Regions from separate parts of the Homo sapiens genome. Here region 1 is linked to region 2. Evidence: chromatin loops called from intact Hi-C (ENCODE). Cell type or tissue: mammary epithelial cell. All regions are shown on one strand. Each heading gives the region's core, and the rest is flanking DNA. Links, peaks and the distances in the headings are about the cores only.

The links. A loop is a pair of places that touch in the nucleus more often than their neighbours do. Peaks named below come from ENCODE experiments on the same cell type or tissue, not always from the same donor. Only the 100,000 strongest peaks of a DNase experiment are listed, where the experiment ranks them.
Region 1: it touches region 2 in a loop (2.2-fold over the local background); 2 of 110 quality-filtered maps call a loop at or near these places.

The regions. Positions count from the first base shown.
Region 1 is chr1:7,519,029-7,533,898 of GRCh38, forward strand. The region is part of intron 6 of CAMTA1 (calmodulin binding transcription activator 1); the gene reads left to right. Among named protein-coding and RNA genes, the nearest start is that of CAMTA1-AS1, 85 kb to the left of the region's middle. RefSeq lists silencers at 8,107-8,307, 8,267-8,467. In mammary epithelial cell, for the core only: no CTCF peak of the experiment used is centred there; a DNase peak (open chromatin) is centred at 7,653.
Region 2 is chr1:7,463,174-7,478,043 of GRCh38, forward strand. It overlaps CAMTA1 (calmodulin binding transcription activator 1), which reads left to right. Exons shown (of 23, transcript NM_015215.4): 6 at 4,657-4,728. Among named protein-coding and RNA genes, the nearest start is that of CAMTA1-AS1, 29 kb to the left of the region's middle. RefSeq lists enhancers at 7,417-7,961, 9,684-10,375 and a silencer at 7,937-8,086. In mammary epithelial cell, for the core only: no CTCF peak of the experiment used is centred there; a DNase peak (open chromatin) is centred at 7,918; H3K27ac peaks cover 1,713 bases.

The DNA.
Region 1 (14,870 bases), core at 3,585-11,584, 55 kb after region 2:
CCTGCCCCATCCATCACCAGACAGCCCACTCCAGATGGAAAGGGAAAAGGAAGAAAAAATGTTAATATGCAATTAAAGTTGAGATCATAAACAGGTGCTCTAATTAGAAGTCTTCTCAAATCATCAAAAGCTCATTTACAAGGTGAGATGCCAGAGGTGCCCTGATGCCGGCTGGCACAGAGCTTTCTGCCACTGAGGAGGAGTTTGGGGACAGCCCTCACCTGTCTCCTTGAGGCTTCGGCAGGTGGGCAGGGGCCAGGAGAGGTGGGGGCACAGGGGAAGTCTTAGCCAGACCTGGAGGAGGGCAGCTCCTGCTCACGGCAGCTCCACAGGTGGCTCCCCAGCATGGCCACTGCTCAGGCTGTCTTGGCAGAAGGAGCTCTGCACGCCTGGAGCCTGGTGTGGAGGGGGAAGCCCAGGATCCCTTTGGAGGCATTCAAGGAGCCTTGGAGATGCAGGCAGGGCTTCTGCCAGGCTTTGTGGTTCTTCCTCCAGTGTTCCTCAGCCAGGGACCTTCCTTGGCCCCGTCTCACTGAATTTCTCCTCCCTGAGCCACCTCTGCCACTCTCATTGCCCGGGCCAATGATGCCAAATCCTGAAATCTAGCCTAGAGCCAACCCTGAGCTTCAGGCCGCATACACAGCTGTGTACAGACATGCCCCCTCCCTCAGTAGAGGTGATGCTGGGCTAATCCTTTGTCCCCTTACTCCTCCTCAGGGGCTCCTTCTCTCCCTGACAGGTGCCACCATCTATCTGGTCACCCCCACATCTGGATGACTCAAACCTGGTCAGTTCTACTCCTACATGTTCCGCAGTGGTCCCTGCCCCTCTATCTGCACAGCCACCACCCTCCTGGGGCTTCCTCACCTCTCTCTTTGACTACTGCCTTCGTCTCCCTGTTCATCTCGGGCACATCAGTTGTCCCGTGCTGGCCCACAGTCCACAGCACCATCAGAACGGGAGCTTCTAAAACACATCACTCCATGTTGTTCCCCTACCCAAAAGTCTTCAGCACAAAAAGCAACTCCCCTAGCAGAGCTCTCTTTGTGGACTCCCCACCAGTCCACCAGCCCCCCAACTCATTTCCAGGGCTTTGCACTTGAAGAACCCACCCTGTTGCTTTCAGCACCTGGCCGCCTCTCAGGCCTCAGCTGCCCTGGCTGGACTGCCGACCTCCTCCTCCTCCTCCTCCTCCTCCTCCCTCCTCCTCTCCCCTCCTCTTCCCTCCTCCTCCTGCCTAAAAACCAAATGAGAGTCTGCTCTGGTGAGGCTCTGGAGCCCACCTCTCCCAGGGTCCTGTGGGGTCTATGGACCACCACAACTTGGGGCTGAGAGTTATTCGATGTGTGGACAGGCGCTGGGTTACGGCCCCTCTCCGAAGTGCTGAGTACAAGTGTCTTGGCAGGGAGGTGGGGCCAGCAGGATACAGCCTTGGGTTCCAGTCTCAGGCGCCCATCCATCATGAGTGCCACAGGCAGACATGGATCCCCACAGGAGGGGTCTGGCTGAGTGGGAGTGTCTCTCCCACAGAGAGGGAAGAGCACATGGGCACCCGTCATCTGCCCACCTTGCTAGGGTGGCTGCCCCAGAGGGGAGCAGGGGCCCCTTCTGGGCACCCAGCTGGGGAGCACTGGCTGCAGAGTTGGGCGGTGGGGAACCTTCTCTCAGCAGTCCCAGCTACCCCAGGCTCCTACGCCAAGGACCTAAAGAGCCACACAGCCTCGTGCATCTTGCTGTGGAATGTGTGAGAAGGATGTTGGTATTGGCTTCTTCCAGTCCAAGAAAGGCCCTGGCACCTCATTCCCCAGGTATCCATAGAACCTTCCAGACCAGCCTTCCTCAGCATGGCCAGACACTGCAAAATCCCCTCCAGACAGACAGTCACACAAACACACACATGCACCCACACACCTCACCTTCCCCATAATAATATATAACTAGCCAGCACTTGATATTAGTGGTTCCCAAATACTTGTCTTCAATCCTGTATTGCTTGTGATGAAACTCTTATCAGTCCATGGGGAAATAAGAAAAATAAAAAAAATGTGGTGGGCTTTTCATAAGCTAAATGTTCATTTTCAAAGGACTGTCCTCTATTCTGAGACTGATCTTCCCGCTTTTATTACACTTTAAAATGTCCTCTCTTTTATGAAAGCATGGTGATGGTAGACAGGGTGATTGTTTCTTAATGACTTATTTGGCAAAATTAAAAGATGATACCCCATCAGCGCCCCCATTTTTAATTGAAATTTTTAGTGAGATAATTGTAGGCTCATATGCAGTTGTAAGAAATAACACAGAGAGCTCCCAAGTACTCCTTACCCAGTTTCCCCCAGTGGTAACATTTTGCAAAATGTCGGCATAAATATCACAGCCAGAATGTTGATACAAGCCACCAGTCTCATTCCGTTTTCCCCATTTTTACTTGCATTTGTGTGTGTGTGTGTGTGTGTGTTTCATTCTCTACAATTTATTATACATGTAGGTTTGTGTATCCACCACCGTTGCATGTCCACAGTTCCTTTTTTTTTTCAGATGGAGGCTTGCTCTGTAGCCCAGGCTGGAGTGCAGTGGCACAATCTCAGCTCACTGCAACCTCTGCCTCCTGGGTCCCAGTTCAAGCAATTCTCCTGCCTCAGCCTCCTGTGTAGCTGGGATTATAGGCACACGCCACCATGCCCAGCTAATTTTTGTATTTTTAGTAGAGACGGAGTTTCACCATGTTGGCCAGGCTGGTCTTGAACTCCTGACCTCATGATCCGCCCACCTCTGCCTCCCAAAGTGCTGGGATTACAGGCGTGAGCCACTGCGCTCACTCCACAGTTCCTTCCTTTTTATTTCTGAGGAGTTATTCCATGTTATGGATGAACCACTATTGTTTGAACCATTTACTCATTGAAGGACGTCCGGATGTTTCCATTTTTTGACAATGACAAATGAAGCTGCTGTGAACATCACATGTGCGTTGTTATGTGAACTTCTGGGATAAATGCCCAAGAGTGCAATTGCTGGGTCCTGTGGTAGCTGCAGATTTAGCCTGCCAAACCGTGTGCCAGAACAACTGTACCATCTCACATCCCCACTAACGGGGTATGACGGATCCGGTTTTTTCACGGCCTCACCAGCATTTGATGTTGTCACTATTTTTTATTTGAGACATTTTGATAGGTATGTAGTAATGTCTCATTATGGCTTTGACTTACATTTCTTTAAGGCTAGTGATGTTAAGCATCTTTCAGGTGCTTACATGCCATCTGTATATCATCTTTGCCGAGATATCTCTATGTGTCTTTTGCCCGTTTTCTAATGGAATTGCTTGTTTTTACTGTTGAATTTTGAGAGTTTGTTATTATATTCTCAGTACGAGTCCTTTGCTGACTATGTGATTTGCAAATATTTTCTCCCAGTCTGTAGCTTGCTTTTTCATCTTCTCCAAATGAGCTTTTGTAGAACAAAAGTTTTTAATGTTGATGAGGTCCAGTTTTAGCATTTTCCATTTATGGACCATGCTTTTAGGACTAAGTTGCCCAGTCCTAGATCCCAAATACTTTCTCTTGTGTTTTTCTACAAGTATTATAATTTTACATTTAAGTCCGTAATTCATTCTTAGTTCACTTTTGTTTAAAGCATAAGGTTTAGGTCGAGGTTCCTTTTGTTTCTGGGGTTTGGTTTTTTGTGTTTTGTTTTGGTTTTGGCCTGTGGATATCCAATTGCTCCAATACCATTTGTTGAAAAGTTTATCCTTCCTCCATTTAATTGCTTTTGTGCCTTTGTCAAAAATAAGTTGAGTGTGTTTGTTGGGGCTATTTCTGGGTTCTGTATTCTGTTCTGTTGATCTCTTTTTTTGGTTTTTTGAGACAGGAGCTTCGCTCTTGTTGCCCAGGCTGGAGTGCAGTGGTGCAGTCTCAGCTCACTGCAACCTCTGCGTCCTGGATTCAAGTGATTCTCCTGCCTCAGCCTTCTGAGTAGCTAGAATTACAAGCATGCGCCACCACGCCCAGCTAATTTTTGTATTTTTAGTAGAGATGGGGTTTCACCATGTTGGCCAGGCTGGTCTCAAACTCCTGACCTCAGGTAATCTGCCCGCCTTGGCCTCCCAAAGTTCTGGGATTACAGGCGTGAGCCACCGTGTCTGGCCCTGTTGATCTATTAATATATGACTGTCTCTCCTCTGACATCACACTGACTTGATTGCTATAACTCTGTATTAATCCTCAGTATCAGGTAGAGTGGGTTCTTATTTATTCTTCTCTGTCAAGCCTGTTTTAGCTATTCTATTCTAATATTGGTATCTATTCTAAGCCCTGTGCCTTTCCATATAAATTATAGGATACATTGTCCATGACTATCCGAAATATTGCTGCAGTTTTGATAGGAATTGTATTAAACCTATAGATAAATCGGAAGAGAATTGACATCTTCACTAGGTTGGGTCTTCCAATCCATGAAAAAGGTATGTGTCTCTTCATGTACTAGGTCTTTGATTTTCCTCCATTGGCATGTTGTCATTTTCAGTATACAAATTCTGTACACATTCTGTGAAGTGTAGGCTTAAGAATTTCATTTTTGGCCGGGTGCGGTGGCTCACGCCTATAATCCCAGCACTTTGGGAGGCTGAGACAGGCGGATCACAAGCTCAGGAGATCAAGACCATCCTGGCTAACACGGTGAAACCCCGTCTCTACTAAATATACAAAAAAAAAAATTAGCCGGGCGTGGTAGTGGGCACCTGTAGTCCCAGCTACTCAGGAGGCTGAGGCAGGAAAATGGCGTGAACCTGGGAGGCAGAGCTTGCCGTGAGCCAAGATCGCACCACTGCACTCCAGCCTGGACGACAGAGTGAGACTCTATCTCGAAAAAAAAAATAATAATAATAATAATTTCATTTTCTTGGCCGGGTGCAGTGGCTCATGCCTGTAATCCCAGCACTTTGGGAAGCTGAGGCGGGTGGATCACAAGGTCAGGAGTTTGAGACCAGCCTGGCCAATATGGTAAAACACCTGTCTCTACTAATAATACAAAAATTAGCTGGGCATGGTGATGCGTGCCTGTAGTCCCAGCTACTTGGGAGGCTGAGGCAGAAGAACTGCTTGAACCTGGGAGGCAGAGATTGCAGTGAGCCGAGATCGCACCACTGCACTCCAGCCTGGGCGACAGAGTGCCCAGGAGACTCTGTCTCCACACACACAAAAAAGAATTTCATTTTCTTTGGAGCTATTATCAATGGTATTGTGTTTGTGATTGTGGTGGCCACATATTTATGATGAACATATAGAAATGCAATCAATTTTTCTGTGTTGATCTTGTATCCTCCAGCTTTACTGGATTCACTAATTAGTTCTAGATTTTTTTTGTAGATTTCTTGGAATTTTCTATTTAGGCAATCATGTCATCTGTACAGACAGTTGTATTTCTTCCTGTCCCATCAGTGTGGCTTTTACGTCTTTCTCCTGCTTTACTGCCTCAGAACTTCCTGTACTGTGTTGGGTGAGGGCGGTGCAAGCAGACATCCTTGCCCCATTCCTCATCTGTGGAAGAGCACTCAGTCTTCCACCATTAAATTGATGTGAGCCAGAGGGATTTTGTAGATGCTTTTTATCAAGCTGAGATAATTTCCTGCTATTCCTGACTTGCTGAGAGCAGTTCCCTCATTTGTTAAACTTTGCTGCCCCTGAAATCAGAAACTTTGGGACCCACCAGTTTGTACCATACCCAGGACTGCTTTTCATTCACATCCTGCCCCTCACAGGATCCTGGAGGGCCCGGTGGGTAAGGGGTCCACAGCCTCCCGCTCAGGTTTTTGACTCGCAATCCTGTCCTCTACCCCACCGATCCCTCTCCCCTTGGCTGAGCCTTCTGTCCTGTGCCATGTTCCCGGCCCCTCAGGAAAAGGAACCCTGACAAACCAGTGTGGACCATTCACACATTCACATATCCACTCATTCATTCATTCATTCAGCAAGGCCTGCACCCTGTGGTACAGAAATCAAGGGCTGCAGACCTGCCCTTGAGAAATGCAGTCTAACACCCAAACTCCACCCGCCCCCGCGTCGGCCCCCGTCGCGCTGCATGAGACTTGCATCCCCTCTCCAGGGGGCTGGCCAGGGCTGGCTGAGGCTCCAGGAGTTGCTCTGCTCTACCATTTTCCTTTTCCAGGAAATGTGTATCCCAGACAGCCCCCAGCACCCACTCTTCTCCGGGCCGCCCTGCAGCAGGGTGGGAGCAGTGTGGTGGTCCTCAGGCCCCCATCTCACCCCCCTACACACACATACCACTAGAGCCTCTGGCCCACAGCAGGCAGAGGACAAGCCCCCTCACCCATCCCAGCTCCAGCCCTGACTCTGGAACCTTCTGCAGAGGCTCAGGCTCCCCCCATCTCCACATCCGCAGGATGGTACGCTATTGATGTTCTTGTGTGTGTTTTTTTTAATCAAGGGAACAATTTCTTTATATGCAAATCTCTTCAATAATATTATTATTATCAGTGTGGCCTCAGGCAGAGGCTCACAGAATTGGAGAGTTGCCGAGTTGATGGTTTTTTTCATAGCGACTCTGAGCATCATCAGGCCAGCTCCTGGGAGGACAGCGAGGCTCATTTTCCCCAGAACAATCCCAGCTGGAAAGATGATTGCAGGTATCAAGAGATACGGGGTGATTTCATCCTCATCTGAATATCTGTGAAACCACCCCTGCACCCTGCTCCTCCATCTCAGGTCACAGCCAAGGGTGGGCAGCCCTGACCAGTGGGCACTCCTTCCACGAGCATCTACTGAGCACCCACTGCCCGCATGTCACTTAGCGCCCAGGGCCAGGCGGGCAGCTGCTCACGGTCTGAAGAGGGAGGCAGGCAAGACAGTGTGGGTCCCCTGATCCCACAGACCCACGGCCTGTGGGAGCCCCCACCCAGACCTGGGAAGCCTGGCAGGGCCAGGACCAGGGTGAGGCACTGGCATGGGGTACAAATTTAAGGTGGTACAAAAAAAAATTGTGAAGCCAAATAATATTTTAATAGAATATTTTTGATAATCAAGATTAATGCAAAAAATCCATGATAAACACAAAATCAACATTTTAAAGAAAGGCAGGACACCTACGGGAAGGCTTCCCAGGGAGGAGACATTGTCACTGCAAGCAGAAGGAGAAGGATAAGCAGGACAGAAGCACGGGGAAGAGGTTTCCAGGGGTGAGAAGAAAGAGAGATGGCACTTTCCCACCCCAGGGGCTCCAGGGGCTCTGGAGGCTGGAGTTCCAGTCTGAACCTATGCATCTCCCCGAGCTCCCCCACCGCCCACCACTGCACCAAAGCCCCAGGCCCACCTCTGCTTCTCCTTCCTAAGCCCGTGGCTACTGCACACCCCTGCCCCCCACCCCACAGTCTGCACGGACTGGACAGAGGCTGGCCATGGGCCTCCCCTGCAGTGGAAGAGGCTGAGGCCTGGAGCCCTGAGGTCTGTCCAGGCCGTGGATACTGCACACAGACCACAGCTGTGAGCTGGCCTCGTCGGGGTTCAGAACAAAGCAGCAAGAGCCATTGGAAGGCGGAGGAGTCCTGGACAGAAATCCAAGGGTGAGGGACAAAGGTGGGACAAAGCATGAGTGTGTGGTGATTCATGGCAGAGAAGGGCATGTTCCTCCAGGCCTGGCTGAGGGGCGAGGCCAGCCACTCACTTGGAGAACACCAGCCTGCGTTCTAGCAGTGAGCCTTCTGGATACCCTCAGGGCATCCAAGGCCAGGCCAGGGCCTGCCCAGATGACCAGGCTGACATGAGGAGGCCCTGGCTCTCTGTTAGCAGATGGGGCTGGGTGACCACCCCTCCAGCCAGGGCTGGCCACCCCCAGGAGCAGTGTCTGAAGAGTTCACTCTATTTGTGTCTCTGGGCATTAAGCTACGTTATTCCTTGCCCAGCTGCTGGGGCCTGTGTTTCCAAGAAAGCAGCCTTTCCAACAGGGACTTTGACTGCTGAGAAGGTCTCTCCACCCCCACGGCTATCACCGGGGCATGCAGACCTGACTCTTCCTGCCCCAGGCCAGCGGCTGCTCCTCTCCCCTGTGAGGATTGGGGTACCCAGGCCTGCCTGACTGTGCATCCTGAGAAACTCAAAGCCACCACTGACTGTAGCCACCATGATCAGCTTTATATCTGATGATCTCGTTTGACTCATACCCTAACCCCATGAAGGAGTGACTGTTTCCAGAGAAGGAAACTAAGGCTCCGGAAGGTGACCTAAACTGCCACTGAGTGACAGATGAGGATCTGAATCCACAGAAGCTCTTCACCATGACATCATGTTGGTCCCAGCCTACAGCCATCATCTCCCAGACGATCCACCCCTGGAGAGTCATCCCTGGGCTAGAAAGAGAAAGCTGGAAGACAAGCAGCGCCAGGTCAACCTCTGGCCTCAAAATACAGAGCAGCTTCTCCAGGCAGCTTGGGACTTTGAGACATCTAAACTCGCTCCTAAGACAGGAAGTCTGAAAAGGAGCTGAGACCAGAGGCAAGAGTATAGCACAGAGCCTGGGTCCTGGCCCTGCAGAGGGGCTGGATGGGGCAGGGCCAGGGAGGTAGCAGGGAAACACAGCACAGCTGACCTGGGGCCTTGTATCTTGAGCCTAAGAGGCCAGAATGCTCATCGGGCACAGCCCAGGCTCTTCCTCTTGGAAGTCACTAGAAGCTGCCTCGACCCGGAGATAGGGAGCTGAAAGCCCAGGTCTAGTTTCATGCCCCCAACCAGCTAAGGGGAAAGGGTGCCTCACTTGGGAGCCCCACAAGTGGCTGCGGTTCTCCGACCTCACAAATTCAGCCTGTACCTATCTGTTCTCTCCCAGCCTCCACCCCAATCCCTGCCCTTTCTGGAACCTGCCAGAGGTTGGGACAAACAGCAGCACCAATGCTCTAGAGATCGCTCCAAGAAGCTGGGGAAGGTTTGGAGGGCGCAGCGGCAAGAGCCTAGAAAGGGACTCTGAAGCCACTAGAGACGGAGCCCTGGGGTTAGGAAGCCCGTGACCACTGCTGCACCAGTGGGACCAAGAATCCCACAGCCCAGACAAAGGTGCCTGTGGCTCTGCCTGTCTCCCCACACCATCGCTGCCTTGGGAAGAAAAAGCTTGCTCTCTTTAGATTGACGAGAGCAGACTGATCTTGTTCCTGAGCTTTTCCACGCATTTCTTTTTCCTTGTTGGTAATGAAAAAAAACAACAAAAGTCGACTCAGGGCTTAGCCCTCAAGGAAAAAGGCCTGGGGGAGTTAGTGTTTCACTGCCTTCCTTAGCTTTGTTATGACACTAGCAATCCATGTTCATTGATGAAAACTTAGAACCTTCAGAACAGACAGGAATAATTTTAAATTAAAATAGCTTCAAGGCCTGACACTCAAAGTTAACCACAGCTAATATTTTGGTTTTTTAAAAAAAAAAAATCTTTCTAAAGATAAATACAACTAGGGATCTCCTAGAGGGCCCCGGAGATCTGGCCTCCTTTCCAGGAGCCTGGGTTCCTCAGCTCTGAGTCAGGCTGGTATCTGACTTTTGCTGTCAGCGTCTGCATTGGTCTCGGGGAGGAGCTTTTGCATGAGGCCTGGGATGTGCCCTCACAGTGGCTGGTCCTGGGAAAGATGGTGGCGTGCCCTATTGACAGATGGGAATACCGAGGCCAGGAAACTTGCACCAAGTCAGTGAGAAAGGCAGAATTGGAATTAGAAAACCACATAGCTATTGAATGAATGAACTGTTTCTTGGCCTTTTGGCTAAGATCAAATGTAAAGGAATGAAAGGATGGATGAATGAATGAATGAATGAATGAATGAATGAATGAAGTGAGTGAATGAAGAATAATTATGCTGTACTCCATCCTGAAGCAGCTGACAATGTCTGTGAGAATGTGTTCCATGCCTTCTGTTCCCCTGTGTAGGGTAGAAACTCCTGCACAGGGTTGGTGCCAGTAACTAGTCATGCCAGTAACTAGTCATGCCAGTAACTAGTCATGCCAGTAACTAGTGACACCCAGGGAAGTCAGCTCACTGCTTGCAGCATCTGCTTCCTAGCAACTAACCAGGAGTTTCTGCCAAGCCCTGCCCATCCCACGGGTCTGTTGTGGATATGGAATGAAGGGGGCCTCCATAAAACTCATAGAAAGGTCAGGACAGCCTACAGAAGTCCAGGATAGCTCTTGGAGTCAAGAGGACCTCATGGCGGGGAGGAGTGGGGCAGAGATGGGCATGGGGCAGGCTTGCTCAAGGTCCCTGTGACCTTGGACATTCCTCCACCTGCTTCTCTGCATGGCATGGGCTGGGTCTGCATCTCTCCTCTTGTGTGAGCTGGGGCTCTCTGTCCTCTCGGTGCATACCATGTGGGAATCTGGCCCCAGTAATGACGCATACCTCCTGGCCTTGCACTGACCCCGTGCGACAGTACCCGCTCGCTGAGCCCCCACAGAACCCTTCGAGGTAGAAAACATTGTTGTCACAGACAAGGAACTTGAGGCACAGAGAGCTTAAGTAACTTAACCTGAGCTCACACCACATGGAAGTGAAGGATCTAGGATTTGCACCGTGCAGGCAGGCCCCGAGTCCACGTTCCCTGCTCCTCTGTGATACTTCTGCTGTCTATGGGTTAAAAACATTCACTTATGGGCCCCACTGGCTGGATGTAGCTCCCAGATCTGCTGGCTACAAGCTCTTGACCTCAGACAAGGAACCTTAACATCTCTATCTGTAAAATGGGGCAAAGCAGTCACTCCCTTATAAAGATGTGGTTGGGTTTTTAATGGAAATGGTGTAATGTAAAGCCCATCACATAGTAGGTGTTTGATAAATGGCGACCATGACCAGGATAAAGTGTAACCCAGAAGTGAGGCTGTCCTGGGAGGCCACATGCTGGCAACATATCCAGAAAAGGCTGGATAAGAAGCTTCCTGCACAGGTGGGCATTCTTGGAGGGGCATCTGCTGCCCGTGCCCAGCATGCTCCCCTGCCACCGACCAGGAGCTGAGTGGGGTCTCTCTGGGGCCCAGCAGAGGTTGACTTCCCTGTACCTGGGGAGGGCTCGTCAGCTCCACCCACAGCCCTTGCTACCCTCCCTTCTCTGGCACCTCGGCACCCTGCCCAGACCCCTCTGCCCACCTGTGGCTGCCACCCACACAGAAAGATGCAGATGTGTGTGGGCACAGCCCGTGCACAGCCACCTTGGCCTCAGGCTACAGCTGGCCCCAGCTCGTCCTCCTCCCTCCTTGATACAAACTTAACCAGAGCTTCATGAAAGGAACCGAGGCTAATAATTTAAGAAGTAATTTGTTATTAGTGTGGCACTGATGCACTGAGCTGACCGAAGTGCCTTTCAGCAGATTATTATTAAATATTAAGTCTGTTGATTCGAGGCAGAGCGGCACTCTGGTCGGTCCCTAGCAGCTGGGGACATGCATTTGTTTCGGTGATTTATGGAAATCAAGCCACTCCAGGGAGCCTCACAAATGTCGCTGTCCACTGTAACCCAGGTATCCTCCCAGCAGTCCCGGGGGTGGGTTATAGATGAGGGAGGGTCTGAGAAGTTAAGGAAGCTGCCCGAGGCTGCACAGCAGCTAGGTGAAAAAACCAGGATTCAAACTTGGATCTATCTGAGTCAAGTCTCTGCCACTTTGAAGCTGCATATGGAGCACACAGTAGGGACTCATCACATGTGCATTATTATTATTATCATCTTTCCCTCCCAAACGTCAGCTCCATAGCCATAGATCAGAATGTGGATTTTTTTTTTTAATTTACTAAAGTATGTCCAGCACTGTGAGCTCTTGTTTTTTTTTTTTTTTTTTTTGAGACTGAGTCTTGCTCTTGTCGCCCAGGCTAGAGTGCAATGTGCAATCTCAGCTCACTGCAACCTCTGCCTCCCGGGTTCAAGCAATTCTCCTGCCTCAGCCTCCCCCAAGTAGCTGGGATTATAGGCATCTGCCACCATGCCCGGCTAATTTTTGTATTTTTAGAAGAGACGGGGTTTCACCATGTTGGCCAGGCTGGTCTCAAACTCCTGACCTCAGGTGATCTGTATGCCTCGGCCTCCCAAAATGCTGAGATTACAGGCATGAGCCACCGCGCCTGGCCAGTAACCTCTTAATATGCTCAATAAATGTTAAGATGAAGGGATGGAAGCATGGATGGGAGGGAGGGAGGGAGGGAAGGAGGGAAGGTGGGAATAGTAAAGTCCCGGTGAGAGCAAAGAGTGACCTAAGAGTCACTTTTCCTGCCTTGTTGTCACTGTGCCTCCACCGAAGTCTCAGAGTCTGTGATGTTCTTACCTCTCCATGCCTCACGCTCTTCACCTGTAAAATGGGCTGAGTCATCACAGTGCCACCTCACAGACTCGCTGGGGGTTCCATGAGCAAATGCATGCAGACCTGCTGAGTGCTTTGCCAGGCAAGGTGGGCCTCAGTGTCAACCACCATCCTTACTCGAAAAACCTGCAGAGGGGACTCCTGAGCACCTCGTTCCCCAGACTCCGGGAGAGGAACCCCAAGTCCAGGAAGGAGATCTCCAGGAAGGAGATCAATTCTGGCCCACTACGGGTCTCAGACCAGAAGCAGGCCTGAGAGAAGTGTGCCCGGATCCCCTAGGCTGGGGGACCCAGAGGAGAGGAGCCTCCCTCTCGCCAGGTCCACTCCCAGCCCCTCCCTCTACCTCTTTGTTCCTTAAAGTCTTGAAGTTGAGCTGCCTCCAGAAGCGCAGAGCTTCTGAGAACAGCATCACTGAATAAACAGTCCTTCCATGCCGTGCCTGTGGTCCACAGAGCGGCTGAGACTTCAGAGGACTATGACGGGGCAGGTTGCCCTGTGAGCTGGTCAGGTGGTCCTGTTCCACTTCTCTGGGTGTCCATCTGGGGCGGCCACAGAACCTTTGGGCTGAATGTTGGCTTTTGAACAGATAGTAATTTTTTTCTAACGCACCTACAAAATGCCCCAAACTGCTGGCGTTCTTGAGGCTTCACACCATGCTAGTCCTTTAGATGTTCAATACCATGAAGGAAATGAAAGCAGTGGAAGAAAGGCAGAGAGGAAGGGGCAGGGGCGGCGAATGAGTGACAGAAAAGGAGGCAGGTGACTCCAGCGGTACCTGGAGGCTCCCGGGCCCACCCGAGCCCTAAGCTGCAGCCCTTGGGACGTCTCCATTGAGCCAGTCCTTCCTGTGTGGCCTTCGGATTCTTGGTGGAGGGGACATTCTTGCACACTAGTGCCCTCAAGTCAGGACTGCCACTCACCCTCCGAGGTGGCCATCTTCTCAGCTTCTTTCATTTCTTTCTATTTTTTTTTTAGAGACAGATTTCACTCTGTTGCCCAGACTGGAGTGCAGTGGTATAGTCACAGCACACCGCAGCCTCCTGGGCTCAAGTGATCCTCCCACCTCAGCCTCCCAAGTATCTGGGACTACAGGCACACACCCCTGTGCCCAGCTAATTTTTATTTTATGTTTGTTTTAGGGACGGGGCTCTTACCATGTTGCCCAGGTTGGTCTTGAACTCCTGGGCTCAATCAATCCTCCCATTTCGGCCCCCCGAGTTCAGCTTCTTTCTTTAATCCATCACTTAGGCCACAGATATTTACCAGTCAGGTATTGAAACTTACAAAAAGCATAGGGCTTGGCAACCTCCCTCTTCTCCCTGGAGTTGAAGGCAGTACCTGCCTCCCCATCAGCCTGGTAGTGACTGTTTACGATGGGTGCCCAATCGCTGATAGAAGAATGAATGAGTGGATGGATCAAGGGAGATTTAATCCATGCTGGAGAAGAAGAAAGAAAGGGAAGGAACACAGAAAGAGAAACAGGCCAGCAGGGCCCCACGTGCTGAATGTCAAAGGGTGGAATGGACCCTGGGGCCCCAAAGAGTTCAGGACAGAAGACTCTTATTGGACCAGTGCAGGTGGCGGCTTTTTGGGAAGGGTGGGATTTCATCTGGAACAAGAGATGGGAGGCCCAGGTGGGAGTTGAGGGTCCCAATAATTAGTACGTTGTTTTCCCTGCCTGAGTTCTGAACCTACTGAGAGAAACAAGAGTAAGGCAGTTGGAGGTACACTCCTGGGTTAATTCCTCCAGCGCTGTGGTGCCCGGGTGCTGGGCAGCAGTGGGGATGTGCCCAGGAGTCTCCCTCCAGCGTCCCCAGTCAGTCGGGGGGCACCCCTCCCCTGCTGCACGTGCCGGATGGGTCCCGAGCCTCCCTCCAGGGGCAGGCCCTTCCCTGCCGGGCTCCACTCCAGGCTCCACTGAGGTAGGGCACAGGCCGGCTGTGCCCTCTGCAGGCAGCTGACAGAAGAGAGGGAGGTGGGCCAGGGTTACCTGCCCTGCCCTCAAACTAAGGAATCAAGAGAGACCCTCCTGGCACCAAGCAGCTGGGGCTGAAGAAGGGCTGGGTCCTTACTCTTGACCTCTGATAGCTTTATCCCCAAAGAAGGAACTGCCAAGAGGGACCAAGGGCTACTCCGAAGGGAGGTAGAGGTGGGGTGTCCCTGCAGCAGGAAGCACGGAGTCACATCCTCTCCCTACTGAGTGTGTCAGAGAGGCTGGGGGTGTGGACAGTTGGGGTCTGGGGCTCCTGGACTTCTCCAGCTGGACTAGACATTAGAAAACGTCGGCCGGGCACGGTGGCTCACGCCTGTAATCCCAGCACTTTGGGAGGTCGAAGTGGGCAGATCACTTGAGGTCAGGAGTTTGAGACCAGCCTGGCCAACATGGTGAAACCCTGTCTCTACTAAAAATATAAAAATTAGCCGGGCATGGTGGTGTGCACCTGTAATCCCAGCTACTCGGGAGGCTGAGGCAGGAGAATCTCTTGAACCCTGGGAGGCAGAGGTTGCAGTAAGCCGCAGTCACACCACTGCACTCTAGCCTGGATGACAGA
Region 2 (14,870 bases), core at 4,363-12,362:
CCCGGGGCTCCATGCCCTAAGCATGCTCTGCTCAGGACGCCTTGGGTAAGTTGCTGAATCCTCTGCGGCTTCCCCCAGGCAGGGCATGGGAGGTGGAAGGAAAGGGATGGAGGGTGTGTGTGTGTCAGACACAGAGACAGGGACAGGCAAGGGAAACAGAGACAGGGAGAGACAGAGAGACAGAGAAAGATGGAGAGAGATAGCAGGAGAGACAGAGACAGATACAGAAACGGAGAGAGAAATAAAGACAGACGGGGAGAGACAGATGGGGGAAATGGGAGAGAGACAGAGAGAGGACAAGACAGCTGCAGAGATGGAGAGAGAGAGAAAGAAAGAGACTGAGAAAGAGATTGAGAGACAGGGAGAGACAGAGAGAGAAAGAAGATGAGACAGATACAGAGATAGAGAAAGATAGAGACGGAAGAAGAGAGACCAAGGGACAGAGACACAGAGAGGCAAGGAGAGAGAGACAGATACAGAGATAGGAAGAGAGAAACAGATGGTGGGAGTAGGTGGGGGCAGAAATCTGCTGCGTCAGATGAGGCCGTAGAGAGCTGGCCGGGAAGGGAGGTGCCCACAACATACCAACCTATAAGTGATGTGCTTCCTTCTTGGGCCACTAAGCCATCACTGCCCAGCCTTCAGGAGCCCTCTTTGGTGTGGGACCCCCACTGCGTTTGAGGGGGCTCTGCGGCCATGCTCCCTTCAGAAACGCCACTTTCTTTTTTGAGGCATTTACTTTGAGCTGAAGGGAGCTCTTGTTTGCTGTTGGTTTCCCCTGTAATTTCATCTTTACTTTTTTATAAAAATAAATAAATAAATAAGCCCTATAGTGTCATAAAAGCAATTTTGAATATTTACCAAAAAATTTTTCCTTGCTCAACTGCCATGTTAAGGGGAAGCTGCCAGGCCTTAATTCCCCAATACAACTGATTCAAAGGTTGCTTTCATCTGAAAGGTGATGTCCTCCCAGGTTTCCTATAAATACCTAGTTGCTTCCTTTCTCTCTCTTTTTGTGTATACACAAAAATAAGGGAACCCACGGCATGTACTCCCTCACACTCCCACACGCGTGTGCACCTCACACGCGGATTTATCCACGAGCCCCGGAATGTGGCTCCCTGCAGTGAAAAGCTCAACTGGGGAAACCCCAGAGGACCCTGAGAGCCTGATCAAAAAGCGCCAGGAGTTTGTACAACACAAATCACTACAGACAAACTTGATTGCTTTTTTGATTAGTGGATAAAGGGAATGGATTCGCCACACGGCCTCATGGAATATTGTGCAATTAATCCCCAATTGGCTTGGTAATGACCTTGTCATATGGCCTGGAATCTGGTGAAAAGACTGCAGAGTGAGGGCGGTGGTAGCAGCTAGAGCCTGGGGTCAGGGCTGGGCTGTAGGGTGGTTTGGGCCAAGGGGTGAATGGAAGGGGAGAGGGAATCTCCTGTCCTTCACTGGCTGCTTTTCCTGCTGCTGTGCTTCCCTCGGCAAACCCTGCTCATCCTTAAAGCTTTTGCAGCCTCCTCTGATGTCCCCTTCCGGTGACAATCACTGATGAGGGTGCACACTCACGGGGGGTCCAAGGAGCATCCCGAGGGTTCCATTGCTGCATAAGCTCTCAGCCCACACAGCCACCCGAGAGAAAGGATTAGAATCGTACCCATGGTGCAGCCTGGCAGGACAAGGACTCTCTGAGCCCAAGTCACACATCTCCCACCCCAGGCAGGCTCCACCTCTCGCCGAGGCCCTCACAGCCACCCCGGCTCATCAGCAGGGGATTGCCGTGAGCTGCTTTCCCCACTTGGACAGCAAAGCGCGACTCCACACAAGTCTGCTTTCCTTGAAACTGAAGCTCAACCCTTTAAGCCCTAAATGTAGAGCCATTTTTCAAGGTTGTTTTCTAGTGTGTATTAGAAGTCCTTAGCGTTCAGGGTGCCACGGGCAAAACTTAAACATTGACCGTCTCTGGAGTCCTTTCCTGGGACCTGTGTCCTGGAGCTGCCAGTGGGGAGAACTGGGATATCTTTATTCAAAAAGCCTAAGGCCCTGTGCCCTCAGGAGCCCCCATTCTGAGAAGGCAGATGGGTAAATTAACCAAATAACCAACCATTGGGGTAGCCCAGTGTGCTGAGCCAGGCAGCATGGAAGGGGTCCCATTCCCTGTGGGCTTCCTGAGTCCCTGGGGCTCTTTGTGTAGCTTTTTTCTTTCCTCCTCTGGTACTGTTTGATGTGATCCTTGCCTATTGGGGATCTGCCTTCAGCCGCACTTCCCATCCCTCCCACCATCCAGGGACCACGCTTCTCATCCAAGGAGACCAGGGGCATGGGATTGCCACAGTGGTTAGAGGAGTATCTAAAAATGGAGTAACCGGGTTCTGGAGTGAGGGCCCGAGGGTTCCTCTGATTCAAATGAGTGAGCCTTGATGTAGAAATGGCAGTGTTTCTTTCATCTTAACTTCATTTTGTTTATCGGATGGTTCTGGGGCAGTTGTGGGTAGGCCAGAGAGGTGTTAGGAGGCTTCAGGGGAAAGCGGGCCTGGGCCTTCCTCTTCTTTTGTAGGTTCACAGAGGAAACACAGTTGGTGTTTGGGAAATTCTCACCTCTGAGTGTGGGGTTCAGAGATGCTGAAGCCCAGTCCAGGCAGACAGGCAGGCAATCGAGGGAGAAGTGATGGTGAAAACCAACCACGGTCTTTTCAAGTCCAAGAGAAAGTAGTGGACAGAGAATAAGACAGGTGAAGAGGGAAAGTCATTGCAAAGTCTAGAGAGGAATAGAGTGGGGAAACAGCAGATGGAAACCTCTTATTTCAAAGGGACGAGAGAAACACCCCTCAGCCGTTGATATCTCCCTCCATTTGGCTCATCACATGAGTCAAAGTAATGAACCTGCCTGTGAGAACATGCAAATTCCAAAGGAAAGGAGATGGTGAATGTCACAGGTGGGTTGCTTGTTCATTGCAACCAAACGCTTAGACAAAAATGTCTAGACATGCGTCTCCTTCGGCAAGGAGTGAGTTATCAAACCACCAAAACAACGAAAACAAAACACCGTGTCTTGAAAACCAGAAAAGTCAAGAAAGAATATTGCTTTCTTAATAATAAATACATTTCATGGGCAAGAATTGCAAGGGAATTGTTTAAATTAATTTCCGCTTTGTATGTTTGGTTTATACAGGGCTTAAGTCCCAGCTGACAGTGATCTGTAAAAGTTCTAACATATTGAAATCTGATTTTCTTGCAGCCAGAATCGCATAGTCCAAAATGATTTCTCTGTCAACTCTGCTAATCAGACAGGCAGGGCTCCGATGGACTCCTAGTTCAACCAAATTGCACCCGCTCTTTTGGGGGTGTAAATAATAGCTGATGAAAGCTTTAAAGCAGAGCTGGTGGCATTTCTCTCTGGAGAGCTGGTTCAAGGGTATGGGGACAACAGTGAGATTAAAATGAGCAAGGAGAGGTGGGGGAGGCCTTTTCCCACCTGGCAGATGTCCTGTGTGGCTCTGAGGAACTTTCCTCCCCTCTATGCCCCACCCCTTCTAGAGCGGATGCAGTGGGAAGCCAGGGGAACTCTGAAGCTGATGGAAGGGAGATCATTCCAGTCTGGAATCAGAGGCACCAAAAGAAAAGCTTTGCCCCTGGCTTTGGTGGGGGCCCCCATCACTGGGTGCCTTGAGACTTCCCTCTCCAAATTGATGACCTGCTCAAGGCTGGGCCCCTCCCTCCCACTCAGACCTTCCAGCTGGATTGCAAGAGGGACCTGATCAATGGTTCTCCTTAGGCCCCTTTCTCCATCTCACCAGCAAGCCTGGCCCACGGTGCCCAGCTCTACACACGCAGGCAGCACCAGAGAATCAGAGCAGGGCGGCCTTCCTCACCAACATGCCAGCCCCAATGACCCCACCCACTGGTCAACTCTGCTCACCTGGGTCTAGGTGATGGGCCCCTGAGAGCCATCCCGACCCACAGTCCACCCTTCCTGACCTTGACTTTCCACCCACCTTCTCCAACCTGGCTCTGGCTGTTTTCCAAAACCAAATCCATCTGCAAAAGATGCAGGATTACTTAACAAATATATGAATAAACAGTAGGCAAAGTCAACAAGCAGGGATGCACAAGAGGCCCCACAAGCTCTAGAAGCCCATCCTGGGAAGTGCCGCCCCACCCTGTCCCCCCTGGTTGGGCTCGTACCGGCCAGGGCCCCCTGGCCAGGAAAGGTCTGTAGCATGTATGTTTCATGTGTTTAATGAATTCTGTAACCATCAGCCATTCCCTGTACCCCAAAGGGTCTTAACCTAGGCTCTAGGAATGAACTACAGAGTAACTCCAAGCCCCTAAAATTATAGGAAAATGCATACGTAGGTACATTTCCCTGGTCCTTGGCTGTCCTGGGTTCTCGACGCCTCTATGGCTCCCGGAGGGTAAGGCCCCAGCTGCCCATCGAGTCTGCCGGCTGGTGTGTCCCCACGGGGCTTCGTAGGTGCTGTCCCAGAGCCTTAGTCTTGGAGCTGGAGCCAGACGCAGAGGTGCCCTCGGTCTCCCTGGGCCGCTGCCAGGCGGCTGTGGCCCCTTCTTGCTCCTTCTCTGTTGCGCCGTCTTCCTTCCTTCCTTCCTTCCCTCTTTCCAACTGAATTCTCGTTTTTCCTCTCTCCCTAGTGCTTGTACGGCTGCTATGTCCATTCCTCCATCATCCCCACCTTCCACCGGAGGTGCTACTGGCTCCTTCAGGTAGGTGGCTGGGACTGGATTCTTCTTCTGTCTCTGGTGCTCGGGAAGGGTCTGTGGAGGGCACTGAGGGCGCGGGGCTCCGCATGCGACACGGCTTCGGGCTGAGAGCCCTGGTGAGCTTGCCTAGGGAGACTTCGGCTGTTGCGGCACTGAGGCCAGCTCAGTGGCTGGGCTGGTGTTGTCATGTGTCAGGAAGGGGAGAAGGCCTGGTGGCAGGGGTAGCTGTCACCCACTGATGGGAAATAAACCTAGGTGCTTCCAGCTTCCAAGGCGCCTCAGTTTTCTTTTGATGAGGACAAGAAAGAAGGCCGAGTATCCTGCCCTGAAATGCCTGTTGGCTGAAAGCTGTACATTCATTTTCTCTCATGGGTTAGTTACAAGGCACATGTGGAAAACAGGCTCCCGGAGGTTGCCAGGCACAGCTGGATTGATTGGGATAGCTGTGGGGAAAGGAGGAAGGAGCTCCGTAATCGATTTGTGATGTCTGCTGTGGCAGGGATGGAACAGGTTGTGGCTGGGCATGCTAGCCATTCCTGTGGGAGAGTGGCCTGGTGCCCAGATCTCTGTCCATGGTGTTTGTGCACAGCGTTGCTGAACCAGGGGTGGGTAGGTACGGGAGGCCCACCTGGCCTCTTGCCCTCTGGGGATCGTCTGCCAGCTGTCTTGCCTGCCGTGTGGGCGGGAAGGTCTGAGGGATCCATGCAGTCGGACTAGACATAGGTCCTTTTCAAAATGCATCCTCTGATTTGCAGCTGTTCTTGGTAGAACCCATTCCCCATGGCCTGCCTCTGTCACCCCAAGTTCTTACTGTTGCCTCTACCCAGGAGTTGCTGCCTGAGGCCTTTCCCACCATGGTTCTACTTTCTGTTGTTCAAGGCAGCAAACCCCTGGACCTTGATGGTTTAGGGATCTCTCTGACCTGGCGGGGGTGTAGTTGGAGGGGCCTGGCAGCTGGGGAAGCAAGTCCCCCAGTGCTATGACACAAGCTCAGGGAGAAAAGAGTCACACATGCCACGGAGTGCAGAGAGGCTGATGGCCACAGGAGAGCTGGTCTGGAAGGTGCCCACAGGGCCGGAGCCATGTCGATGTGGAGGCCGGGCTCAGCCTAGACAGGGCCCTCTATCCATCGGCTCTGCCCAGCCCCAGCCTCCAAACCCTTTCCATTCTCCCTCAGTTCCCAGAAATAGCCGTCTGTTGTTCAGCAAGTTCAAATGATGCCCGAGACCATCCGGGGACGTGCTGATTTGCAGAGGCTGCTTCCCAATACCTCACCCTGTCATCAGTTTCCCTGGCTCTGCCTCCCCTGGAGGCTGACGTGCTAGCACCTGCTTTTCTAATTGCTCAGACCTGTGTGCTTGAGGAGGGGAGTTGTCACATGGTCATGGGATGAGGCTTTTGGGGTCTTGTTACTAGGAATTGGTCCCAAGGTGTTCCACCCCTTGGCAGAGGGTTTTCTCCTCTACCCGATGAAGGGTGGGGTTCCACCCGAGGCCAGAGTTCTGGCGGCTGAGTCAGAGTCAGAGCATGTCCTTGAGTCCCCAGGGACAAACTCTGGCTTCCCAAGAAACACCATTTATCCAAAGCAGCCTGCAGCCCTGTACACTCCTTCCTGGGCCTCCAGCCCCATGGGTCTGGTTTCTGCCCTTTTCCTTTTCGGTTTCATGCCCCCTGGTCAGAACACCTCTTTGGCCATTGCCCTCCTGTCGGGGCAGCACCTGGAAGCTGGCATCCTGCCAGCAGCCCAGCCACCCGCTCCTCCAGGCTGGTCTGCTCCTCCAGGCCTTTTCTCCTGCACCCACGCCTCCGCCTGCCTCCCCTCATTCCATCATGCCCTTGTGGCTTTTTAATTCCACTAAATTTACTTTCCTGGAATCAGACACCATTGGGCAGCCACGAGGTCTGAGCTGATGACTTCCCAAGCTGCATTCTGCTCATTCCGGGTCCCTCCTAGATTCAGCTGCTCCTGTTCCTCAACTCGGGCCAAGCGAGGAGAGGGGTCCTGCTCTCTGCCCCAGCCCTCCCTCACTGGCGCTCCTGTTTTCCAGCCTCCGTATGCTGGAGGCATACCTGGACTGATTCATGTGTGTCTGGTTCGTTACCTCCCAGCTGGCGGGGAAGTTGGAGTCTCCCCGAAGGCCAGGATGGCAGGACCAGGCTTCTTCATGGCCGAGCTGGGGCCTCTTCATCTTCTCTGCCCAAGCCTGGGGGAGCCATCCCTCCCCATCCCTCTCCTCTGTGTCCTCCAGCATCAGACTTGTTTCTGTGATCAGATCACAAAGAGGGAGCGCACACAGGTGTAGGGGGTTCCTGCTCCCCCAGGTCTGTGCGGGGCAACAGCAGGTTAAGGAGCTAAGGCCAAAGCAATTAGCACAATGCACGCCCTGCTCGGAGCCCAGAGCCTATGTGGCAGCCGGTGCCGCTCAGGGCAATTTGTTCTGGTGCTAATTACAACACCAGGATAATGATGCTGTGGCCAGGTTTAATTTCTCTGATGTTAAATAGGAAAGAAGCCATGAGTTACTGGCTCAGATGGAAATTGGCTCAAGTGTGTCTCTGACACCAATTACCAAGAAAAAGGATTAGGTGGGGTCCAAGGTGTCAGGGCAGTGCCCATGTTGGGAGCTGAGGAAGGAGGCTGCTCAGATGCCAGCCCCGAGCCAGCCTGGTCCTCTGAATGCAGGAGGCACTAGGAAAGGGAGTGATGGGCTGGCCATGCTCTCTCAGCCCCCTGCAGGGGGTGAGCCTTCTAGAAAGGTAAGGGCATTGGAGGAAAGAGGGAGGAAGGAAAGGAAGAAGTGCTTCTGGAAAAAGGAGACTTTCTCCAAGGAATAGCACCCACTGCCCCACCTTTGTAGCCTCAGTTCAGTGGCCGCCTCCTGCCGGCCCACTGTGAACTCGCTCCTGCCCTCTGAGATGCTCCAGCTGATGTCACCCAAGGCCACTTAGCACTTAGTGGGCACGTCTGCCTATGTTGGCCTCGATTTTCCTCTCCAACTAGTCAGCTCCCAAGGGAGAGACATGAATTCCTGTCTCCCCTGAGTGCCCAGCCCAGAGCCACAGCCACCACAGGGCAGGAGCCAGCATTTGGGAGAGCCATGTTCTGCTGTGGTGACGTATCCACCCCGGGGCGGGAATGAGCAGGCCTCGCAGACTCGGGGCCTGGAGCTCAGGATTGGTGCCAAGATTTACAGAGAAGGGCCTGAGTTGACGTGGCACGTAAGCTTCTGAGTCATCGGGCTTTCAGGGGAGGGTGCTACCTCTCTGTCTGTGTCTGTCTGTCTGTCTTTCAGGCTCTCTGTCTCTCTCTGCGTCTCTCTCTGTCATGTTCTCCCTCCCCATCTCTCCATTGCTGACAAATATTCTATTAGGCTATGAGCGAGGAGACGGGCAGGGAGCCTCTCACAGGCAGGGCACTAGAGCCCATGTGGCCCATAGGCTCATAAAGCCATTGGCATGACCAGTAACCACCATGTGAGGTCACCAGGACAGCTGGGGAGGGACCAGATGACCTGAGCTCAGCCCACTCCAGCTGGGCAGGGCCAGAGCCATGACCTGGAAGAGGCCACCTCTTCCCCTCTGCTGGTGGCACCCATCCTCAGCATTGCTGGGGGCTCTGTGTCACAGCTGACAGGGCCTTCAGGCTCCCCTGAGCCTACCCAGTGCATTTTCTAGAAGGATTTCTGAGACCCAGCGAGAGCAGGGCCAGGCCCAGGTCACCCAGTGGGTCAGGGGAGGAGCAGGCAGTGCTCCGTTCTCCCGATGCCTTGGCCTCTGCCCCTACCGCCTGATGTGGGTGTCACTGCAGCCGCAGGACCCTGAGCCTCGTGAGGTAGAGGAGGCATGAAGGGGTGAGCTGGACAGAGCGGTCCCTCCTGTTTGGGATTTTCTGATGGTTTCGAGGGGTAGGCAGCAGAGGTTCAGGGCCCCCTGACCTCCTCATGTGCCCCTTTCTCCTGGTCCTCCACCTTCCGTCCTTCTCTGCATTCTCCGCCTGCCCCCGCAGGGGACCAGGCCCCCATTCCAGGCCAGACTTCCCTGCAGATTCTGTATGGCTCATTTGGAAACTATTTCTGCTTCTAATGAGTGTTTTCCTTTGTGCCCTTGTCCTCTAAAATGCTTAATGACTGCTTTCCGTGCTCGAGTGAAGCGGGGGTGTGTCCCCGCATGGCTGCCATTGCCAGGCCGGAGCTGTTTGGCTGCCAAGCCCGGCTTGCTTGGGTGGAGGCAGCGGGGGGTCCTTCCTGGCCCACGCTGGCAGCACAGACCAAGCCTGTGGGGGCAAGAGCACGGCTGCGGGGAGACGAGGACCCTGGGGCCTTAGGAGACCACAGGACAGGGTGGCAGTGCAGGTCGGGGCTCCCACATCACTGGAACAGGCAGATCTTTGAGCCTGAGTTCTAGGAGTTGAGCTCCTTGGGGGACTCTGGATTCAGAGTCTGAGGAGCTGGATTCCAGCTCTGCCTGGACCTACCTGAGCACCAGGAGCGGTGACCATGCCACTGGACACCTCTGGTGCTGACTCCTGGCTGGGCAGTGAGCCTCCACCACGCACCACACTTCACCTGGGAGAAAACAGCCTCCGAGAAGCTCCACAGTTGCTCAGTCAATAGGGGGCAACCATCGCTGCCCTCCGCTGCCTCCCCTGGGGGCACCACCATCACCCCTGTTTATAGATGAGGCATTTGAGAATCAGAGAGATTGGGCACCTTGTAGCAGATCACGGAAGTGGCCAGAAAGTGGGACAGCTGCTGGGCCCTCAGCCTGGATGCTGTCTGCTTGCTGCCCCCACATGAGCCTTTGCCAGCCCTGGGTCCCCCTAGAAGTAGTGGGTGCAGGGCACAGGGGTGCCATCACCCCCTAGAGCAGGCACCGTGAGACTAAGCACCACAGGCATTGTGGCCAGAACAGAGCCCAGCCACAGCAGCCTCTGTGGCTGGTGCTGCTGAGTGGGGACTCGGGGCGGGGACAATGCCAGTTCACCATGGGGTTCACTCCAGGCGGTCCTGGCCCCAAAGGGCCCCCATGTCCAGGAGCGAAGTTGCCTTTACCTGGGACTCACCACCCCCCAGGAGAGGAAGAAGATGCCTTCTCCATGGGGCTGCCTCTGGGCAGGATCCAGGCTTCCCCACAAGGCCTGGGGCTCTGAAACCAGGTTCACAGGGGAGAGATGAAGCTCCAGATCCCCAAATCAGTGGGCCTTCCATCCCCAGAGTGGTCAGCTGCTTGTCCACCCTGGGGCTGAGAGCAGGGTTTCCTAGGGTAGTTCCCAGAGAGGGGAGAAGGGCAAGGCTGCAGGGAGAGGCCCTAGGGGAGATGCCCCGGTTCCACTCCTGCCCCAGGCCATCTGCCCTCCATGGGAGCCCTGCAGAGTTAGCCAGAACATGGATCTCTCCAGCCAGAGCAGGTCCCATTGGCATACTTGGCCTTTTGGCCCATAGGAGGAACAGCTGGGGCTGGGGCAGCTCCATGGCAGAGGGACCGGCAGTCCTAGAGCCCAGGCTCGGGGCTCCCCCAAGGAGGAGGAGGAGGACAAGTGGCCTCTCCAGGCTGCTACAGCCTCTGGAGTTCCATACTCAGGCCCTAGAGAAGCCACTTCTGCTCCTTGTTCAGGAGACCTTGCAGCCAACAGCCTTTTCAGCCTCTGCCCCAGACACAGGCCCTATAGGCCTCAGCCCAGGCATGCCCCCAGGGAGTCCTCCCTTCATGCTGCAGCCCTCAAGAGGGGCCGTGGGGCCCCCTCACTGCTGAAGAATCTTTTCAGAGGGACAGGCCCTGCAGGTCCCTGAGGGCAACTGAGTCCCAGGCACCCCCAGCCAACAGAGAAGAGAGTAGGCCGTGAGCCCTCCTGGCCCAGCTCCAGGGACCGTGGCACCTCATGGTGGGTCTGAGATGAGCCCAGCTCCACACTGGGGCATTAGTGTAGTTTTTCTCCACTGACGCCGGAACCTGGCTGTGGAACGCGATGGCCTCTCTGAGCCGACTGCCTCTGGCTCCCCAGGAAGGGTCCTCAGGATGTGTCTCTTCTGGGAGCACCAAAGCGTGCTGCTGTGTCAGGTCTAGGCATCCTGCAGGGTCCCTGAACCCCAGCCCCTGCCTGCTGCAACCACACAGGAGGCTGCCCTTCCGGGGCCACCCCCCTGGACACTGGGTGAGTGGATGGGCACCATCAGCCCTCTGTGTGGGGTGGGGTTTAGACCCGTCAAATAGTGGGGTTAGGATCACCCAAAGAAGCACCTATTAGCTGTGTGACACTGGGCAGTTTGTCTAATTTCTCCGAGTCTCAGTTAGCTCATCCATAAAATGGAGCCAACAGCAAAGAAGCAGCTATTAGCTGTGTGACTCTGGGCAGTTTGTCTAATGTCTCTGAGTCTCAGTTAGCTCATCCATAAAATGGAGCCAACAGCAAAGAAGCAGCTATTGGCTGTGTGAATCTGGGCAGTCTGTCTATTTTCTCTGAGTCTCAGTTTGCTCATCCATAAAATGGAGCCAACAGCAGCATGGAATACAGAGGCTGTTGGAGGAGTGGAAGTCTGCATTGATGCCGTGCATAAAATGTCACCCAGTCCCTGGCACAGGGCAAGCATCCACGAATGATAGCTTGATGCTGCCAGCACCAGGTAGACCTGTAAGTGGACATCCTGAATCCCGGAGAAAGCGTCTGTGACATCCCCACCCCATCCCTAGCATCCCACCTCTGCATTCTCTCTCCCAGAGGCGTTGAGCTAGGCTGAGCCAGCCCCTCCCAAAGCCTGAGCCAGGCAGGAGCCCCGCTGGTACAGGCAGCCTCTCTACCCTTCATACCACCCTCTTCTGCAGCCCGGACAGAGAAGGGAGCAGAGGCTACACCAGGGTGGTGCTGTCATTGCAATAAATGTCCCTTAGCCACCCAAGAGACTTGATGTCTATTTGGAGAATGAGCAGCTCTTTGGCAACCCAAGTGTCTCCCCAGAAGTGCAGCCTCTCCCCGCACCCCACTCCAGGACCATGCCCTGCAGCCCTCAGGAAGGACTGCCCTGGCGGTGAGCTGTGAGCTCGGTCATGGAAGGGACTGCAGGCCAAGTGGGACACCCTGAAGAGTATGGCCGCGCTCGCCCCTCAGCCCGTGGCCTCCTCCTGGTGGTGGGGACCTCTCCACCCGGATGAGCTGGGCTCTTCCCTGGCAGGCCATCTCTAGGAAGCACAAGCTAGCTTAACAGGATATCATTTCTTTCTTTCTTTTTCTTTCTTCTTTTTTAAAAATCTTTCTTAAAATGGAGAATATTATAGCTTCATAAAAAATACCTGAGCTTTTTGCTCAGCAACCATTTTTATGTTTCATCAGGGTGAAATAGAAATGGCTTGGAAATAAAGCCTGACGGCACTGGCTCTGTACCTGGGCCTTCTACTGCCATCTATCGCTGGGGCAGGGCTCCACGGCTCCCACCAAATGAGGCTTGGCGGGGGGGATTAGAGCAACAGGAGGCCTTGCTGTCAGGCTGACACTCTGCCCCAAAGAGGACATTTGGACCCATGTGCTTCAAGGAAAGGAAGCAAGTCGCTCCCTGAGGGGTCCTGGCCTCCACATCTGGGCTCAGCAGGGAGGGGAAGGTGTCCCAGGCCTGCCAGACCCTCTGCGCACCATCCCGCAGCCCAGCCCTGGTATCTTTGGTGTTATAAGCACCCTGTGTTACCTTCAGCCACCAAGAGTGGGGACGTGGCTGATGCCGAGGTGCCCCTATACACGCTCACCACCGTGCATGGCTCAGGAGACCACAGCCCTGGCCGTGCGTGACGGCCACTGAGCGCTTGATCAGAAACTTCAAGGCCTGGCTTTTGGTTCTCACAGCTACCCTGGGAAGGAAACAGGGCAGGGGTGAGTTCGTCCCAGTGTTTCATAGAAGAAGAAACTGAGGGTCAGGAAGAGAATAAGGGGCTCCAAAAGACATAGGGTAGGCAGGGCCCTGGTCCAGGCCCTTTAAACAGACGTGGTCCCTGTCCTGGGGGAGCCCACAGGCCACAGCGGCCAGGCCCAAGGTGCACACATGTGCAGTGAGCAGAGATGAGAAGGAAGAGCAGCTTCCAGAGCCTGGATGTGCTGGCCTCACAGGGACCAGTCCTGATGCCAAGAAGGGCAAGAGAAAGGTTGACCGACCCTGACATAAACCCCAAGTTTCCCCTGCCCTGGCCCTTGGCGTCCCTGTGAGGCTGGGGTCTGATGGGACCTTTCTTCCACACCTTTGGCCGCCACAGCTGAGCTGACCATGGGCACACTCCAGAGCACTTGGACCTCGGCAGGGGACACTGAGCCAGCCCGCTGTACTCCAAGGGGTAGCTGGAACTTGGCAGCAGAGACAGGAGTGGCCAGGCCCTGACATTTGGGCCCTTGGATCCTTGCATGGACAGCAGATGGAGGACCCTGTGGTGTCAAAGCCATTTCTGACCCTAGCCTAGTTGGTGGTCCCTAAAGCTGGTCAAGACGGTGGATCCAGAGAAGGAGACACAGAATGGGCGGGGCGGTCAGGGGAGGCTTCCTGGAGGAGGTGAGCCCAAAGTTGAAGGATGGAAGAAATGGGGAGGGGGTGTTTCCATGCCCTCTGACATGGGGCAAGCATGGGTCACAGTGCTAAGTGCTCAGTGAGACTAACAAGGCCACTTGAGGGGTCCCAGTTCCCATGAGCCAGTTCCACACACCTCACCCGGCACAGGGCTGTCTGGGAAGAGGCCCTCAGGACAGGTGTCCCAGCACCGGTGCCAGCCAGGTGATCTGGAGGGGAGCATGGGGAAGGGCCTGGAATCCTCCTGACTCTCTGCTGGGCTCAGAAGAGAGCAGGACAGGAAGAGCCTCACCAGACCAGTGCATGCAGCTTCAACATGGCCATGCAAGCTCCCCACAGCTGACAGTGACAGCAGTGGCCATCCTCATCCTCATCCTGTCACCAGTAGCAATAACAACAGTCATCGAAGGCTGCGGGCAAGCACTCAGCCTGCCTGTGAGGCCAGCATTTAGTCACTGTCACCATGTGGAAAGGAGGCTGGGTCTGTGCTTCAGGTCAGGCCTCCGCAGCCCCCGCCATGCAGAGGGAAGGCTGGCTGAAGACCCAGACACTGGCTCGCTTCACAGACCTTGCAGGAAAGACAAGACCCCAGCAGACGCTTGCGCCATTAGATAATTAGGAGAAGGGCAAGGGGGTGTGAGGGAGGCCAGGGCTCCAGCGGTGCCCCAGGTAGGAGGAAACCCTGGCAGGAGTGACCATGGTGACACTGAGAAACTCACTCAGTCCAGAAGCTGCGGGCCAGGGATAGAAACCCAGCCCTGGTCTTAGAAGCCGCCTCGAAAGCTTCATCTGGACTAGTAAACGGCAAAGCCCTCCTGCAGCTGGGGAGGGGCGGGTTTTGGAAAAGAGAGTTGAGGATGAAAGGTTGTGTCAGCCAGAGGGTTCCTAAGCTGCCTCCTGGGTCTGGCTTCATTCTAGCTGGCAGCTTCCACATCTTTCTCCATTTAATGTCCCTTGAATAACGTGACGAGGAGATAAGGTAGACACTGGGAATTTACGGTGCTGTGCAAAAAATTGCTCAATTCCATTAAGATTTCAGGACCCTTGCCAAGGCTGCACGGCAGAGCGGACAGTATTTCCCGCTCAGACATCTTTGCCTGATTGCAGTTTACGATGCCAAGGCCACTGCTGTACCCACCTAAAGCCTCCAGAAAATATGGCAGAGCTCCCAAAACGGCCATTATCCTCTCTGAGAAAAGTCACTGGGCATTTTCTAGAAGATTCCCTCTTCCCGATTCCTTCCTTCACCCCTCCCCGCCTCTGGGGACTGGGCGACAGGAGGACATCCAGTCGGCTTTCTCAGAGGGTCCCCTTGCAGGCCCCATTGCTCACCCTTCACCTTGCAGACTGCGGCGGCCAACGTCTGCTATGTGGCCAGAGCCCTCTGGGGAGGGGCACCCTCTGCTCCCGCCGTGTGGACGAGTGGGTACTGAGTACAGGGGAGACCTCGGGGCATCAGGAAAGTCTTCCTCCTGGCCACCTATGTGGGACCACCAGAGCCAAAGGTTTTGAATTCATCACCACCCTTATGAGCCAAGTGACTCTGGCCAACTGAATCAACTTCTTTGAACCTTATTTCCTTTTTGGTAAAATAAAATAAAATACCTC